Linked DNA regions of Homo sapiens: region 1 is linked to region 2. A link is a loop called in an ENCODE intact Hi-C map of the cell type or tissue named here. Cell type or tissue: PC-3. All regions are shown on one strand. Links, peaks and the distances in the headings refer to the core of each region. The heading gives the core; the rest is flanking DNA.

Region 1 (9,303 bases), core at 326-8,325, 100 kb after region 2:
TAGGTGTCGGTCTTTGTTGATTATCTTTTCTCTTGTAGGAGTCACATTTTCTGATTTCTTTGTATGCTGAGTAATTTTGGATTGCATTCTGGACAATGTGAATGATATGGTATAGACATTCTGAATTTTATGATGTTCCTTTAAAGAGATTTCCGTTTTTGTTTTAGCAGAAAGTTAACCTGGCTGAACTCACACTGCAAACTCTGTCTTCCTGGAGAAAGACATCACTAAAATCTCAGTTAATTTATTTTTAGCTGGGCTTCTTGGAATCTGTTCCATGCATGCATGGTTCAGATGTCAGCCAGAGATTTATGCATAGAATTTGGGCCTCCTCCTTTCTGGTTCTCTCCTTTCTGAGATGTCCCCCACTTGCTAGCTGCTGTAGTTATCCAGAGCTGTGTTTCTAGTTCTCCAAGTAACACTGAGCTTCTATTTGAGTTTTAACCATTCTTCCTGGAACAGCTCTCTGTAGAGCCTGTTCTAGGACCAAAAGCTGTAAAAATGGGAAATTCATCCAATGCCATTCCCTTCTTCAGTATTACAGCCCATTTTTGATCATTTTTTAGTAACTTCAAATAGTTGTCTGTATTTTTTGAGAGTATATTTTCTCAAGAATTTAGTCTTTGTCTACAGAAGGGTTGGTCTAACATGAGTTACTTGGCCTTTACTAGAAGTGAAACCTGTGTGATTTTCTTTAATCTAGTATTCCCTAAAGAGATTCTTTATTTGGCAGAACCTTATTAGCATATCACAGACCTTAGTATTTTAAAGAACCCATTATTGGAAAGTGCTATTCTCAGATTTTTCTCCTGGGAGGTTTAGAAAATGCTGATAAAATTAGGAGATTAGATAGTGATGAAGCAAAATGAGTTTTGAAGGAAAGCTGTTGGAAATAAACTTGAGAAATGCATGAAAAATGCAGTGTTTCTCTTAATACTCTTCAAGTAATATTCTATGGAGAAGGGTGGTGGTTTTCTACGGCATTGCTCTCTGAAATTAGAATACATTCCCAATTCCTTAATTTCTCTTAATCTATTATTAGGCAGTCGAGTTCCATACATTTATTTCAACCCTTCTTGAACCTACCCATGTGGAAGGCAGAAGCGCTGGGACATGACCACCCAACTCAGCTCTGAAGCAGCCCTCACACAATGACGGGGTTGGTATATAAATTTATCTCAACCCTTCTTGAGCCTGTTCATATTGTTAATGTTATCTAATTTTACCATTAAATAAAAACCAAAATATTTGTTTAGGAGAATTAAGGCCTTTAATTTTATTTTGCTTAAAGTCCCAAGCCCAAAGGTTGGGAATATGCTACAATGGACCTACACAAATAAGTAAATAATACCAAATACTACACACAATCCATACAACCAAAAAGATTCAAGTAACCACCATTTTTTTCTGCCCTCTCATTTTATTTATTTATTTATTTATTTATGTATTTATTTATTTTTTGAGACAAGAGTCTCACTCTGTTGCCCAGGCTGGAGTACAGTGGTGCGATCTCGGCTCACTGCAACCTCCACCTCCTGGGTTCAAGTGATTCTTCTGCCTCAGCCTCCCAAGTAGCTAGGATTACAGATGCATGCCACCATGGCTGGCTAATTTTTGTATTTTTAGTAGAGACAGGGCTTCACCATGTTGGCCAGGCTGGTCTCAAAATCCTGACCTCAGGTGATCTGCCCACCTCGGCCTCCCAAAGTGCTGGGATTAGAGGCATGAGCCATTGCGCCTGGCCCTACCCTCTCATTTTATTAGAAAAGGTATTAAATAAATAATTTGATATTAGAAAATAACAGGATCAGTAAAGATTCAGCCTAACACCCATCTTTTAACTACAATGGATGTACAAGTAATAAAACTAAGCCATGATAGTTGCTATTTAGATAAATAAAACTTGAGGTAAAGTGTCTTTTTGATCACAATAGAATAAATTGTTTTCATTACTGCCAAGTAAATTTTATTGTACTCTATTTCTCTGAAAATTGGCAAACAGTGTATCATAATAGCATAGAGAGGGAGGGGCCCAAGCTCAGAGGCCAGATACCCTGGGGTTGAATAATTCCTCAGTATTATAAAAATTAAATTAGATAACATTTGTGAAATATATACTGTATATAAAATACCTAACATAATGGCTGACACTCAGTAAATGGTTTCCTTCTTCTATCTGGTTTTTCCAGGACTGCAAAAAGGAAATTCTTTGATAGAAAACCTGGACAGAAACATTTTATTTTATTTTTTAACTTCAGGCAGACAAAGGCATGAAAGAAATGTGCCCTTTTGTTGACTGATTGACAGCTCCAAACCGAACCAGAATTTTCAAAAGGTGGACCTGATCTCGTAACATTGTAAATTCAGTATCTATACGGTTCATGAAAATTGTTTTCCCATTGCTTCTACCTTTATTGTCAAGCTGTCAAAATAGCAACTTCCTACTTAAGTTATATTTATGCAAGCATATAAAGTGCTTTTTATTAAATTTACTTTTGGTTGAATTAGATGGACTATTTTAGAGGAAATAAATCATTTGTATAATGGTGAAGAAATTGACCTTATGGGCACCTTCCTAAGAATGATGTTTCATTAGTGCTGGATCAGCTTTTGGTATCTGCAAGACAATCTGAGATCTGGAGACCAAGGGCAGTATATTTCATTTACATACTCCATCAGGCTCTCTGCCTGGGTCCTAACTCACCTCACCAATGGGCTTACTTTTGTCTTCATTCTTTGTTCCTGATATATATATAGGCCAGTGCATTTGAGACAAAACCAATAAGAAGGCAGGAGCCAGGAGCTGTTTCTAATCCAAGCATCTCACATAGGTCAAACCTTTAAAGATGGGAATGAAAATGAAGCTGTCCACTCTGGTCCATTGTCAAAGAGGTCATTTGGCACTCATCTCACAAATGGGGTAGCATAAAAGATGGGAGGAATGGAGTGCGATGGGGGCAGGGGGAGGCGATATGCAGAAATGACCAGGCAGAAGGTTAGGCCCTTGGTTTCTCAGTCTACAAATCCTGGCTGTGATTAGATTTGGTACCGCACACTTTTCAGAGATTGCTGGGGGAGAAATCACCTGCCACCTGCATTCTGCTGGTTGGATTTGCTACTGATGGAGAAGGTATAGGCTTTACCCAGGACCGCATTTTTTTTTTTTAACTGCCTTACTCACATGTACCAATGCCACAGGAAATTGATGGTAACCAATTGTCTATGTGCTTTTGTTAGCACCTCTTTTCTGCTGTGCTGGGCTACACAATTACCACAGCCCTTGAGAATGCTTATTGTCAATAGGAGTAATTTCACATCCCATCCATTTAGTGAAAAGATGTGAAAATTGATCCAGCTTCTGCGATAAGACTGGAACCAGGGTGCAGGCTACAAATGCCTTGGAAATAAATATATGTCCATCATTGTTTTCATTAGGTATTGCTGTAGCCCAGCCTCCAGGGAAATGAACTCAAGTCCAGCTGTCTTGCCGTAGAAGTTCAGATGTACTCCCAATCTGGTGAAGTGGGCTGTCAGTTTCATTTATTGTTAACTTTTTGTAGTGGTTGTCAAGTAAGGGGTTGGCAGTCTGAAGAGCACAATTCTGTTTTATCCACAGACAGGGGACAGTGTAATTCGACACTGGCTGCCAAGGAGGAACTTGTCCTTCCTATCCAGCTTATTGTCTGGACTCTTTTTTTATGATTTCAAAAGTCTCTTCAAAAGGGCAACAAAATTAGCCTTAAATAGTATTTCTTGGATTGCCTTTAACAATGGCGATAAGGCCAAAGCTTCTAGTCTTGACAGAAGTGGTTTCATGACAACTTGTTTTTATCTTGCCAGAATAAGCAAGGAACTTAAAAATGTGTTTTCATTATGGCTAAAGACTGTGTTTCAGCTGATGTCTCTTGCAAGGAAAGAACAATCTGCAAACTCCATTATTATGTCTCTCATTCACTTTCTGCTCCTAAGGCAAAAAGATTTTTGTGTTGTTTTCTTTTTTGTTGTTGTTGTTTTAAAGAGGCCCTCTATTTCAATTAGCACAATTAACATATCAAGAATTTGTGTTTCCATAAATTCTACATTTCACTTCCAGGAATCAGACTTTAAAAATGACCTTCATTTACCAAGAGCTGTAATCAAGATGAAAATCTTCACCCTAAAAACTAACCTTGGAAACAGAAGGCTAAAAAAAGAAAAAGCATAATACAGACTGTGTTTTCCAAGTCTTCTTCCCTTGCCTGGTGACATTAGCCTGGCTTTGATCTATAGACATGACATCATCTATAGGGTGTGCCTTGTGCCAAACATACTACATTTCTTTAACCAAGACAGTGGTTTTGTGTAGACTTAGAGATCAAGGCTAAATAGCTTCAGAGCTGGTCTGAGTCTTCACAGACAAACAGGTCAGAGCATATGTGAGTTACACAACTCCTGCAGACAGCCCAGCCTCTTCCTCTGTGGCCCGCTGGAGAGTTTACATTTGTCAATGACTTCCTTCAGGGCCTGGCTCAAGATTCATTTCCTCCGAGAGTCCCTCTCCTGCTAACTCACCTCACTCAGCCCTTCTACCTCATCTGCTGATTACTCATACCCTTTTTCCTGCTCTGCCAGGCACTCGGTTCTATTTTACCTTGTGACGGTTCTCTACATTTTTACTTTATCCTTTGGCTAAATTAAAATTGCCTGGAAAGTAGGGCCTGTCTGCTACTTCTTTTGTGTGCTTAGGGAGCATGTTAGTGCTACACGTACCATAGTGTCTTTTTCTTTTCTCTTTCTTTTTTTTTTTTTTTTAGATGCAGTTTCGTTCCTGTTGCCCAGGTTGGAGTGCAATGGTACAATCTTGGCTCACTGCAACCTTCGCCTCCCAGGTTCAAGCGATTCTCCAGCCTCAGCCTCCCGAGTAGCTGGGATTACAGGTGCCCACCACCATGCCCAGCTAATTTTTTTTGTATTTATAATAGAGACAGGTTTTCACCATGTTGCTCAGGCTGGTCTCGAACTCCTGACCTCAGGTGATCCACCCGCCTTGGTCTCCCAAAATGCTACTAGGATTACAAGTGTGAGCCACTGCGCCCGGCACATAGTTTCTTAATAAGAGAGGAGTATTCTGTGGTTGTTGTGTTAGGCTTGGGACCCTGCCTTTGCCCTCTGTTCCTAAAAGCCAAACTCACTGCTTCAACAGCAGGGAGTCTTCCCAGTCCACTCTGGCAATGGCATGCCACCTTGGTATAGTCCTCTCTGGTTTGACCCCAGAAATCTGTTCCAAGCTTCTCTCCTCAGTGGCTAACATCTCATGGGTTTTACTTTCCAAGGTAGGGATGGGGGAGGCGGGGAAGAAGGGTGCCTGAGCACAGAGCCACGTCAAGTGGAGAGCAGGGGACCCAAGGAGGATGGGAGCAGACCTTTAGGTACCACAGGGAACAGTGGAGGAGCAGGTAGCTGGGGAGGCTCAGGTTGGGGAGGGGCCAGGGAAATTTAGACCAAAAGTATTCAGAATCTATGCTGATATGAAGAATAGTCAAAGGTGCAATTAAAGCATCTCTGAAATAAAGATGTGAGGTCGTGATTCTAAATCCAGCCTCATATTTTCCTAGGGTATATGTGCTGGGGAAATATGAAGCCACAGGGTAAACAAGGTCCTTTTTTTCTGGAATGTCAGCCTTATCAACCACTTTATAAAGCTTCCAATTACAAATGAATTAACTTAAGCAACTGCCGCCCACCACCCCCCACCACCCATCTTTTTGGAGGGGTTCACTTGTCTGGGAAGCCCATGAAGCTTCAGGTATGGCTGGATCTAGGTGTTCCAATGATGTTGTCAGAGCTGTAGCTCTTTCCATCTTTCTGCTCTGCTTGGCCTCATTCTGTGTGGAGGCTTTCTCCAAGTTACAGTTAAACTGACTGCTGGCAACTCCAGTCCTTATTCTCTTTGCTTAGCCACCCACAGAAGAGAAATAACTTCTTTCTCTTCATATTTATACACCAATTTTAAAAAAGATACTTCAGGTTGAGTGTGGTGGCTCACACTTGTAATCCCAGCACTTTGGGAGGCCGAGGAGGGCAGATCACCTGAGGTCAGGAGTTTGAGACCAGCCTGGCCAACATGGTGAAACCCCATCTCTACTAAAAATACAAAAATTATCCAGGTGTGGTGGCGGGTGTCTGTAATCCCAGCTACTCAGGAGGCGAGGCAGGAGAATGGCTTGAACCTGGGAGATGGAGGTTGCAGTAAGCCGAGATCCCACTATTGCACGCCAGCCTGGGTCACAGAGCAAGACTCTGTCTCTAAATTAATATAATATAATATAATATAATATAATACGAGACTTCAGTTGGCCCTGCTGGAGGCAGGTGCCCATGGAATACCATGCTTGACCTTGCCTATCTACAGCCCAGCCCTGTGACCAAGGATCCAAAGCAATTATAAATGACAGCCCCACAGCAAGGATGCAGTGAGGGGGACTGTGTTTTCCTTCTAGAAAAGGATGCTGGTAGACAAAAACTCCATGTCCATGTTGAATAAAACATTTTTATACTCAAATAATCCCACTTTGAGCTACAAGCAGGAATACATGATCTACCTTCTCCCACTGATAATGGAAGTTTGATGAAAAAGTTTGAGGAGCACTGATGAAAATACATAGCTTTTTAAACCCACAGCTACTGTGTGGAGTTAGGTCTGACTGTACTCACACTGGATGTTGTACCTTTCAGAGGGAAGCCTGACCTGCGTTTGTGTGTGAGATTGCAGGCCCTGTGTCTCTAATTTCACGGAGAGCATTACTTGCTTCACGGACCAGATGGAACTAAATTGTCAGATGGTGGGCAGCTGCAACAAGAGCCAGTCATGGCTGTTGTCACCCATTTTCACCCCAGTGGGGTGGACACCATAAACAGTGGTATGAGGATATGAGAAAGGACTGGGGAAGCTACAGGAAAATGTGCAAATGTATAAAAGGAAGTTGGCATGGAAGAGCTCATGGCTCTTGTCAGGACACATAGTATCCCACTGATCCAAAGATCTGACCTGTATGTGCGTGTCCTGCCTGGCATCCAAGCTGCCAGGATTTCATGCTCCCCAAGCTGAGGTTACACCACAGCAGGGTTGTAGCAAGTGCTGCCAGTGCTCTGCACGTATCCCTTTGCCTTACCACTTCTGCTGTAGAATGTGAGACTTCCCATTGCAAGAACCTGCATTTCCCTGCCTGAGGGTGCTCTCTGGCCGCTGCTAGTGTGGCACCCTGGAAATGCCCGGAGATCATTCCCCCTAGGGCAGCCCTTAGTCAATGACTGGCAGGATTAAAGAAATACCAGAGCTCCCCATCCCTCAGAGGAGCCTGTTCTGAGTATATTCCACACTGGTGCTCAGACTCCCGCAGTGGGATTGATCTCCAGTTGTCCATAGCTGTGGCTAGCTTGGTAGCACCTCCTGTACCGTCTGCTTTCCTTCCCTTCTATCATGTGCTTCCGTACTTACATCACTTAAACTACTTGCACTTGATTCCTCATCTGAGTTAACTTCTTTTTTTTTTTTTTTTTTTTTGAGACAGAGCCTTGCTGTGTCACCCAGGCTGGAATGCAATGATGTGATCTTGACTTACTGCAGCCGCTACCTCCCAGGTTCAAGTGATTCTCCTGCCTCAGCATTCTGAGTAGCTGGGACTACGGGAACGTGCCACCATGCACGACTGATTTTTGTTTTTGTTTTTTTTTTTTTTGAGATGGAGTCTCGCTCTGTCGCCCAGGTTGGAGTGCAATGGTGCGATCTCGGCTCACTGCAACCTCTGCCTCCTGAGTTCAAGCAATTCTCCTGCCTCAGCCTCCCGGGTAGCTGGGACTACATGTGCGCACCACCACGTCTGGCTAATTTTTGTATTTTTAGTAGAGATGGGGTTTCACCATATTGGTCAGGCTGGTCTTGAACTCCTGACCTTGTGATCTGCTCGCCTTGGCCTCCCAAAGTGCTAGAATTACAGGCTTGAGTCACCACGCCCTGCCCGTTTTTGTATTTTTAATAGAGACAGGGTTTCACATGTCGGGCAGGCTGGTCTTGAACTCCTGACCTCAAGTGGTCCACCCACCTCAGCCTCCCAAAGTGCTGGGATTACAGGCGTGAGCCACTGCACCCAGCCCTCATCTGAGTTAACTTCTGGAGTAACTCAAACCACGGTGAGAGTTTTCAGGAAAAAATCTCAGGATCTTTCCTTAGAATGGAGAAGGCTTTCTGCGGTTTTTGGATAGGAACAGTGGACCCATAATGCAAATGTCCACTAATGTCTCTGTAGATTCATGTGGTTATTAACCCTTATATTAGAGCTATTCTGAGGTTATGGAATGATCTGGGGAGTCAACATGATCCCATAACACCTCTATTGGTTAATTATTGTATAACAAGGGGTTTGGCTGATCTAGGCTAGGATTGCTCCATGCATCTATTGTCAGCTGGAGCTCTCTTCTATACTGAGTCTGGCCGGGCAACTCTACTCTGTGTGTCTCTCTTCCCCTCCTGTGACCAGCCAGCCAACCTGGACACATTCTTCTCTTTGCAGTGGCAGAGGTGGAAGGGTACATGTTCAATTGAGCAAATGTTTTTTAAGTCTCTATTTGCATTACATATGTGAATGTTCCTTTGGCTCAAGTAAATCAGATGGCCAAATTCAGAGTCAAAGGGTAGGAAAATGCACTTTTTCCCTTTTGGGGATGAGCGGCAGTCACGTGGCAAGGGATATGGAAAGAAGGAGAGATGAAGAACTGAGGCCAAATCTACCCTACACCTATACATCTGCTGTCCTAAGTCTCTACCATTCTGCTCATCTACCCCTGGGAGATTCTGCAGGGAACACTTGGCTGTCATCAGCTTTTATAACTAGATTCTCAAGGAAATTAATTCTAGCTTGCTTCTTTTTCTTAGAAAGGACGCATTATTTTTTCTCTAATGCAATAAACTTTTTATATAATTTTCCATGAATCCAATAAAGATGGCCATCTGAACTTGTCTTAGTACTGAACTAATGAATTTGCAGTGAAATGTGTATTTCGATAGCTGACTTATGAAGGGACCGAATTGGAAATCAGGAACACTGCTTCCAGACAACACACAGATTTCCAGAAGTGTTTAATTTGAGGATTCCTTACTTCTTAAACTCCACACAGACCATGCTCAGGACTTCCTGAGACATGCTGAAATGGCAGTGTAGTAGAAACACTTATCAATATTGATGCTAGTCCCATTTTGTATTGTCTGTCCATCAGAGGAGAAAAAAAAGATTTATGACTCATTGTTTTCCAAAGATGCTGCTTCCT
Region 2 (9,303 bases), core at 913-8,912:
TTAGAGTGAACAGGCAACCTACAGAATGGGAGAAAATTTTTGCAATCTACCCATCTGACAAAGGGCTAATATCCAGAATCTACAAAGAACTTAAACAAATCTACCAGAAAAAAACAAACAACCCCATCAAAAAGTGGGCAAAGGATATGAACAGACACTTTTCAAAAGAAGACATCTATGCAGCCAACAGACACATGAAAAAATGCTCATCATCACTGGTCATCAGAGAAATGCAAATCAAAACCACAATAAGATACCATCTCACACCAGTTAGAATGGCAATCATTAAAATGTCAGGAAACAACAGATGCTAGAGAGGAAGTGGAGAAATAGGAACACTTTTACACTGTTGGTGAGAGTGTAAATTAGTTCAACCATTGTTGAACTGAAGATAGTGTGGCAATTCCTCAAGGATCTAGAACTAGAAATACCATTTGACCCAGTGATCCCGTTACTGGGTATATACCCAAAGGATTATAAATCATGCTACTATAAAGACACATACACACTTATGTTTATTGTGGCACTATTCACAATAGCAAAGACTTGGAACCAACCCAAATGTCCATCAATGATAGACTGGATTAAGAAAATGTGGCACATATATACCATGGAATACTATGCAGCCATAAAAAAGGATGAGTTCATGTCCTTTGCAGGGACATGGATGAAGCTGGAAACCATCATTCTGAGCAAACTATCACAAGGACAGAAAACCAAACACCACATGTTCTCACTCATAGGTGGGAATTGAACAATGAGAACACATGGACACAGGGTGGGGAATATCACACACTGGGGCATGTCATGGGGTGGGGGGCTGGGGGAGGGATAGCATTAGGATAAATACCTAATGTAGATGAGGAGTTAATGGGTGCAGCAAACCAACGTGGCACAAGTATATCTATGTAACAAACCTGCACGTTGTGCACATGTACCCTAGTACTTAAAGTATAATTTTAAAAAATGTTGTGTTGAGTGGGGTGAATAATAAAATTATTGGGAAATAAGAGCCATATAAACTGTATTATAGAAGCTATTTCACATAATTACTATTATGTATACAACCATGACCTTTTTCAGAAGTGGTCTGAGTGTTTTGCAGTGATGGTTTAAAGAATGCATAATTTGTATAGCAGGAAGAAGAAAACTATAGGAATCTGACACCAGCTTGTTCCATAAGCTTAAGTGTGAAAAGGAACATAAAACTTCAAATCCTGCATATCCCAAATGCATGAGTATTGCACATAAAATGGCCGTGACTGTGCACGTGAGCCTCTGCATGAAAGTTCCCTGCAGAGGCACCCAGATGCCCACTTGTTTAGCAATTCCAATCTGGGAAGACTGCTACATGCTACTGTTTGACTTGAATTATATTTTCTTATCTGTCCTTGATCTTATTTCTGAGTGTAAAAATGTGAGAATTTATCTTAATGCTAAAAATATGTTGTTCTAGTCAAACTAGATTTAATTTTTGGATAAATCTCACTCCTTAAGTTTAATCAGCAGCAGGCATTATATTTAGTCTTAGACTAACAGGAAAAGATCCAGGCAACGTGTTCTTGGTGCTGCCAATATTGTGAGATAGTCTCTTTCACCTTCAGACTCTAAGTGAAATATTTTATTGTACGATTTTATATTCCTTAATAGAGAGCATATCTCTCTCCTAGGTATACATCTACATCTATAAACATCAATCACTGATGTTTTTAAGGTGTCCTTTGAACATTAAATAACCACAGTGTGAACATCCTAGATTAAAAAAGAAATCTCAACAAGAACTTGATTGATATCACGTATTCAGGATCTATCTCAGGATCCATGCCATTGATAGGAAAGAAGGAGTCTCTCCTCTAGAGTATATTTCAGGCATAAAATATTAAATAGGAATTCATAAAAGGCATATTACTCATCTTAAATCAATTCACCATGCTAACAGTCAGTGTTGAATACAGCTTGTGGTATTGAGCTCTTACATAGGGTAAGTTAAATTATTAGATAAGATCTTAAACATGAAATATGATCATAGAGCTTAGCAATTCAGAGCACCTTCTCTGGGGTCAGACTGCCTAGAATGGAATCTCTACCACGCACTGGCTGTGAAATCTTAGGTAAAGTTTTGTGACTTCTCTAAGGTCCAGTTTTCTCATCAGTAAAGTGGGGCAAAGATGGATGGATAGATAGATAGATAGATAGATAGATAAGGATAGGTGATAGATATATACATTTATGAGAATTAAATAAGCTAATATGTATAAAGTGCTTCGTATAGTGCCTGGAATGTTGCAAGCACTGAAATAATGGTAACTGCTTAATTATTATTATCATGATACTATTATTAATCATATTATCATATTGTTATTATCACATTGTTATATCATTCTAAGCAAAAATATTTTATCATCATATTGCTATATCTAGGCAAAAATATTTAAACAATTGCCAATTATTACATGATACAGTTATTACCACATTTTACTCTCTTCCTTCATCAGAAATAAAAACTAGGCCCAACCTTGCATCAAGTTAGACCATATGCCACAGAGATGATGCTGTGCTTAAGAAGGCCCAGTGCCTCCAACTCTTATAGAGTTGCAGCATTTCTCATCTGGATGGTGTCCCATAGACCATCTGTGTCAGGACCTTTATCTACAGGAAAGAAGAGTGAGCCCAACCATAGTGAGGTGTGAAGACTGCAGAGCTGGGAGCCACAGGGGTGGTGTCCCCAGGAAGGGAGTTCCCAGCCCTAGGCTCCTTCCTGCCCCTGGCTCTCCCTGCCTTGACCTTTGGGAATCTGCAACATCTCCTTTTTGAGTTGGCTTTTTCCTACATCACACACACACACACACCACCACCACCAGCAGCAGCAGCAGCCCCAGGAGACTGTCTCCCAGAATTCTTCATACCTGTTTGGAAGATGACCTGCTAGAAAACCGGGATCTCTCAAAACTTGTCTCTTGCCCCCAAAACTGATCGCGTTTCTTCTCATTTGGGTCTCTTCTATATTCCTGTCGTCTCAGACAAGCCTGAAGAACAACAACAATAAAATGTTTGTCTTAGGACCATGGCAAGCTTGGGTAACTTTATGCTTAACTCCAATGGTGAGGAGCATGAAATAAATGATATGCATCTCCAGGTGTTCATCAAATACCTCTCACCAAGTATAAAGACCAGGTATCACTCTTCCCTTTGCTTAAAACGCAGGTCAGGCCGGGCGCGGTGGCTCACGCCTGTAATCCCAGCACTTTGGGAGGCCGAGGCGGGTGGATCATGAGGTCAGGAGATCAAGACCATCCTGGCTAACAAGGTGAAACCCCGTCTCTACTAAAAATACAAAAAATTAGCCGGGCGCGGTGGCGGGCGCCTGTAGTCCCAGCTACTCGGGAGGCTGAGGCAGGAGAATGGCGTGAACCCGGGAAGCGGAGCTTGCAGTGAGCCGAGATTGCGCCACTGCAGTCCGCAGTCCGGCCTGGGCGACAGAGCGAGACTCCGTCTCAAAAAAAAAAAAAAAAAAAAAAAAACGCAGGTCAGACGTAATAGCCATTACTTTAATAAATTCAAACAATAAACATACTGAGAGGCATTTTGTCAAGAATGTACCCAACTGTTGCCTTCTCAAGGAGGGCAGCACCTGTTACACCTTGTGAATTTCTCTTTCTGGTCATTCTCTTCATGGCCCCTCCCTCTTCCTACCTTCACTATACTGTGACCCTGGAGATGACACCCTAGTTGCGGGATGAGAATTGTCAACATCAGAGCATGTGTGTTTCCTGCACTTGGAATCTCCTCTGTTAGAAGCTCTCTTGGCAAAACCGACTGATCTACTAAAAAGCCTGCTGCTGTGGCCTTGCCTCTCTTTAGTTTCCTCTGCCCTCTCTTCTCCAGGCCGAATTAATTGTCAGAGTTGCAATGTATATTAATTTAAGCTTGAATTATACATATTTTTTTCCTATTGTAGGTAGTTGTTTGTGGTTTTGAGCCTGTTTCTCCTGCTGATCATTGAGAACCCTGAGAGTAAGGACAACTTCTTATCTTTGAATCCCCCAGCATCCAGCATTTAATTTTAGCTGAATTGCAGCTGGCCAGGTGCCCAGAGGCTCATGCCTGTAATCCCAGCACTTTGGGAGGCTGAGGCAGGTTGATCACTTGATGCCAAGAGTTCGAGACCAACCTGGCCAACATAGTGAAACCCTGTTTCTACTAAAAATATAAAAATTAGTTGTGGTGGCACATGCCTGTAATCCCAGCTACTCAGGAGGCTGAGGCATGAGAATTGCTTGAACCTGGGAGGCAGAGGTTGCAGTGAGCCAAGATAGTGCCACTGCATTCCAGCCTGGGTGACAGAGCAAGAGTCTGTCTCAAAAAATTAATAATAATAATTTTAGTTGAATTGCATTTTTGCTTTGGAGGAAAATATCAATCCCTAAGTGCAAAATAAGAAAAATAAAATTACCAATGAAAATAATTCCCCATGTTTCTTAACAAAATTAAAATAAAATCTGGTACCAAAATATTTCTCCTGTAGTACTAGGACTGAACAAACCTGAGGATATCATGTACTATGGAAATTTCAACTGATTTTAAGTACCTCAAAATAGTAAAAGTTTTTTTTTTCCCCCCAAGATGGAGTCTCGCTCTGTCACCCAGGCTGCAGTGCAGTGGCACGATCTTGGCTCACTGCAACCTCCACCGCCCTGGTTCAAGCGATTCTCCTGCCTTAGCCTCCCAAGTAGCTGGGGTTACAGGAGTGTGCCACCACGCCCAGCCAATTTTTGTATTTTTAGTAGAGACAGGGTTTTGCCATGTTGGCCAGGCTGGTCTTGAACTCCTGACCTCAGGTGATCGGCCTGCCTCAGCCTCCCAAAGTGCTGAGATTACAGGCATGAGCCGCCACACCCAGCCCAGTAAAACTTTTTTGGAATGTTTCTATACTTGCAGATCCAGTAGCCCAATTCAACTTTGCCTTGCCAGGGCCAAATTATCCACTGTCATAGAAAATGAATTTGAAGTAAAGACCAACAATATTGTTTGTAAACTAGGCCTGACAACTGCCCTTCCTGGCTGGGTTGAGAAAGGAAAGATTCCTTCAGCACGTTTCACGCCCTCTGTTAGAAAAAGCATCTCCTTCCGTGATGCAGTAGGACTTACCAGAATTTCACGCCATGAGTAAGCCTGACATTATGCTGTAAGGTTAAGAATAGAAATGACCCGATACTAACAAAACATTTACTCCTTGGAATTGGGACAGTTATTCACATCGTGCTTTATGTCTGAATTGCAGGTGACACTCTAGCCTCCGGGCTCATCACAGCAGCCAAGTGGTCACCTGCAGGAAGTGGAATCCTAGATTCTGGGGAGAGAGATGCAGCTTCACTCCAACTTGCTTGGGAAGGGACAACATCTGTCCCACAGTTAATCTTCTTTTCAAAAACTATGCCACATAGATAGTAAGTCATCATAATAAACACTGGACTCTGTTTGTTTTAATAATTTAAGCAAGAAAAACCAAAGAACACTAGGCAGTAACCATAATAAGTTAAACAAAACAAACAAAAAACACCCAATCATAGAGAAACCCAGGTAATCCTAAAGGGAGTCGGCTGGAAAGTGTAACGAAGTTCAGCTAAACGTGTGCCTTTGTTGTTCCAATCCTTTTACAAGGACTTCAAATGGGAGCTTGTGTTTGGAAAGAGCACTGGCGTGGAGTGTTGTTTCCGAAAGGGGCAGATGTCTGTGCCGTCCTAACCTACTGGTATTAAAGGCAAAAGAAGAAAATGCTGATGGGCTGAAAGTGGAGGAGGCAGTGTTAGCAAATGCACCAGGACCAAGGCAGATTTTGTGGGATGAACAGAATTCTTGTGGGCTGAGTGTTTTTTGAAAATTCTCTCCAAGAATGCATACGACTTAAATATTTCTTTACCAAAAGGGGAGGAAGAATAGATTGGTTTGCAAAGTTGAAAAAAATTTTTTCCCTCTAGTTCCTTGTTCCTCTTTTTACAGAGGAGCAGAACAAACCAGTGGCAAGGCAGGTACTTAAACTTTTATCTTGACAGAGCCAAGCAATCTTTCTACGTAAATCAAACATGAATCCTCTCAAAGTTATAGCTTTGCTGAGAAGGAACACAGGGGCAGAGCAAATATCCAGACTCACAGTCGTAGAAGCAGCAAGAACCTTTGCCTTATTCCCTGCAAGGGCTGGTTTTCTTTGTATTTGTAATTGTAAATGATTTTCTGTCAGCTGTTGATGTTGTTTTTGTGCGGGGCGGGTGGGGGGAGCCTAAGGTGACTGGGCAGGGGAGGACAGAATCCATGGGTCAGGAGAGGAATGTATTTGTAATTCATAACCAATAGCGGCTTCCCTTACCCTAGACTTTAAGAACATTCTCCCCTTTCAATTGCACGTGTCAGGATTCGGATGGCTATAAATAAGTCTCTGATCATGTGGCAAAACTGGCCGAGGGCAGTCTTGAAATTGAAGGCTTCAGGTAACTTTTTATTTCTTCCTTCTGGGAAGATCAGGGCTTCTTCCTTCCCTCCTCCATTGGTGTTGACCCCCCACCCCCCTAGTGCGTCCCCCTGACTACAGCATACGTAGTCGGGCTGCCTTTTGTACAGAAGGTACCACTGTGGGGGCAAAATGCAGAATGTGCATCAATGTCTGTGGGGATGACGTGGGTTTTGTGACTCATTGTAACTCAATCCTGGTAAACACGACAATCCCCAGCTCTGCCACTTTCTAACATAGTGACCTTGGGCGAGCTGACTAATGCCATTGATTCTTGCTTTCCTCATCTGTAAGAGGAAGTTGCAGATTGTTGATATGTTAACATCAACAAGGCATACAGTTGGTGATATGTTAATAATGGCTGGCCCTTGGGGAGTGTTCAATCAAGGGTGCCTACTAACACCATCACCATCACCACCACCACCATGACTACCATTTCCATCACCATCTCCATCACCACCACCACCTGCACCACCACCACCACCTCCATCACCACCACAACCATCACCACCCACCACCACCACCTCCATCAACCACCAACGCCTCCATCACCACCACCACAACCATCACCAACACAACCATCAACCACCACCACCACCACCTCCATCACCACCATCACCTCCATCACTACAACCATCACCACCACCACCACCATCACCACCACCACCTCCATCACCACCACCACCTCCATCACTACCACCACCACCTCCATCACCACCACCACCTCCATCACCACCACCACCACCTCCACTGCCACCACCACCTCCACCACCACCACAACCATCACCACCCATCACCATCCCCTCCATCAACCACCACCACCTCCATCACCACCACCACAACCATTACCACCACCACCATCATCTCCCTCACCACTGCTGCCTCCATCAACCACCACCACCTCCATCACTACCACCACCTCCATCACCACCACCACAACCATCACCACCACCTCCATCAACTACCACCAACGCCTCCATCACTACCAACACCTCCATCACCACCACCACCTCCATTACCACCACCACCATCACCTCCATCACTATCACCACAACCATCACCACCATCACCACCACCATCACCACCACCACCTCCATCACTACCACCACCACCTCCATCACCACCACCACCACCACCACCTCCACTGCCACCACCACCTCCACCACCACCACAACTATCACCACCCACCACCACCACAACCATCACCACCCACCACCACCACCTCCATCACCACCACCACCTCCACCACCACCACAAACACCATCAACCACCACCATCACACCTCCATCAACCACCACCACCTCCATTACCACCACGACCTCCATCACCACCACCATCACCTCCATCACTACCACCACAACCATCACCACCATCACCACCACCATCACCACCACCATCACCACCACCTCCATCACCACCACCACCTCCATCACCACCACCACCACCTCCATCACCACCACCACCACCTCCACTGCCACCACCACCTCCACCACCACCACAACCATCACCACCCACCACCACCTCTATCACCACCACCACCTCCACCACCACAACCCCATCAACCACCACCATCACACCTCCATCAACCACCACCACCTCCATCACCACCACCACAACCATTACCACCACCACCATCATCTCCATCACCACCACCGCCTCCATCAACCACCACCACCTCCATCACCACCACCACCTCCATCAGCACCACAACCATTACCACCACCTCCATCGACCACCACCAACACCTCCATCACCACCAACACCTCCATCACCACCACTACCACGTCCATCAACCACCACCACCACCACATCCATCAACCACCACCTCCATCATCACCACCACCACCACCTCTATCAACCACAACCACCACTACATCCATCAACCACCACCACCACTTCCATCACCACCACCACCACCTCCATCATGACCACCATCACCACCATCACTACCATTTCCATCACATCTCCATAACCACCATCACCACCTCCATCACCACCACCACCACAACCATCGCCACCACCCCCATCAACCACCACCACCACCTCCATCACCACCACCAAAACAGTCACCACCACCACCTCCATCACCACCACCACCACAAACACCATCACAACCATCACCACCACCACCACTACCACCTCCACCACCACCACATCACCACCAAACCCCACCACCCATCTCACCTCCCCACCATTACCACTGCTGCCTCCACCACCACTGCCACTCCCATCACCACCAGCAGCTGTCACAGCCTTTTAACTGCTGTTCTCAATCCCATTTCCTGGTTTACTTCTATATTTCTAAAGTCAGCCTTTGCCAAAGCATATGACTCTGATGTTGGTTGCAGAAGAAGAGAGAATCTTTCTGTCTAGTCCTGAGGTTCATCCTTGTTTTTCTGCCCTGTAAGTAGAGGTCTGTTTCCTATACCCCAGCCAGCCAACTGAGCAGCTCCTGCTCTCAGTCATTCAGGGTCACAATGAAGCCGCTTCTCTTCGACATTACAGCTCTCTGAGTCCATAGTTGTGCTCAAAGTTCCTTTTGTTTCTTTCATTATCAATCTGATCCCTCCAGTCATCATGTGACTTCAGAAGCCATGTGCCCCAGGAACACTTCCCAGCCTCATAATTCTGGTATAAAGCCATCAGAACCACGACCCGACTTTACATCTCCAGCCAGAATGGCATCTGTTCCTCTATCTCAGGATGCACTTTGAGAAGTGGGAGTTGCCACTTCCTTCAGTTGGTTTCTTTTTGTTGTTGTTCTTGCGATCTGACTTGCATACCCCAGAGTCTGGCAT

The links. Hi-C counts contacts between places; a loop is a spot of excess contacts. Peaks named below come from ENCODE experiments on the same cell type or tissue, not always from the same donor. Only the 100,000 strongest peaks of a DNase experiment are listed, where the experiment ranks them.
Region 1: it touches region 2 in a loop (3-fold over the local background); 2 of 110 quality-filtered maps call a loop at or near these places.

What each region holds. Positions count from the first base shown.
Region 1 is chr17:62,888,657-62,897,959 of GRCh38, forward strand. No RefSeq gene overlaps it. Among named protein-coding and RNA genes, the nearest start is that of MIR633, 51 kb to the right of the region's middle. In PC-3, for the core only: no CTCF peak of the experiment used is centred there; a DNase peak (open chromatin) is centred at 4,465; H3K27ac peaks cover 2,432 bases.
Region 2 is chr17:62,785,574-62,794,876 of GRCh38, forward strand. MARCHF10 (membrane associated ring-CH-type finger 10) reads right to left here. Exons shown (of 11, transcript NM_152598.4): 3 at 2,907-3,026. Among named protein-coding and RNA genes, the nearest start is that of MARCHF10, 18 kb to the right of the region's middle. In PC-3, for the core only: no CTCF peak of the experiment used is centred there; DNase peaks (open chromatin) are centred at 1,978, 5,198, 5,728 and 6,728; H3K4me3 peaks cover 1,752 bases; H3K27ac peaks cover 5,187 bases.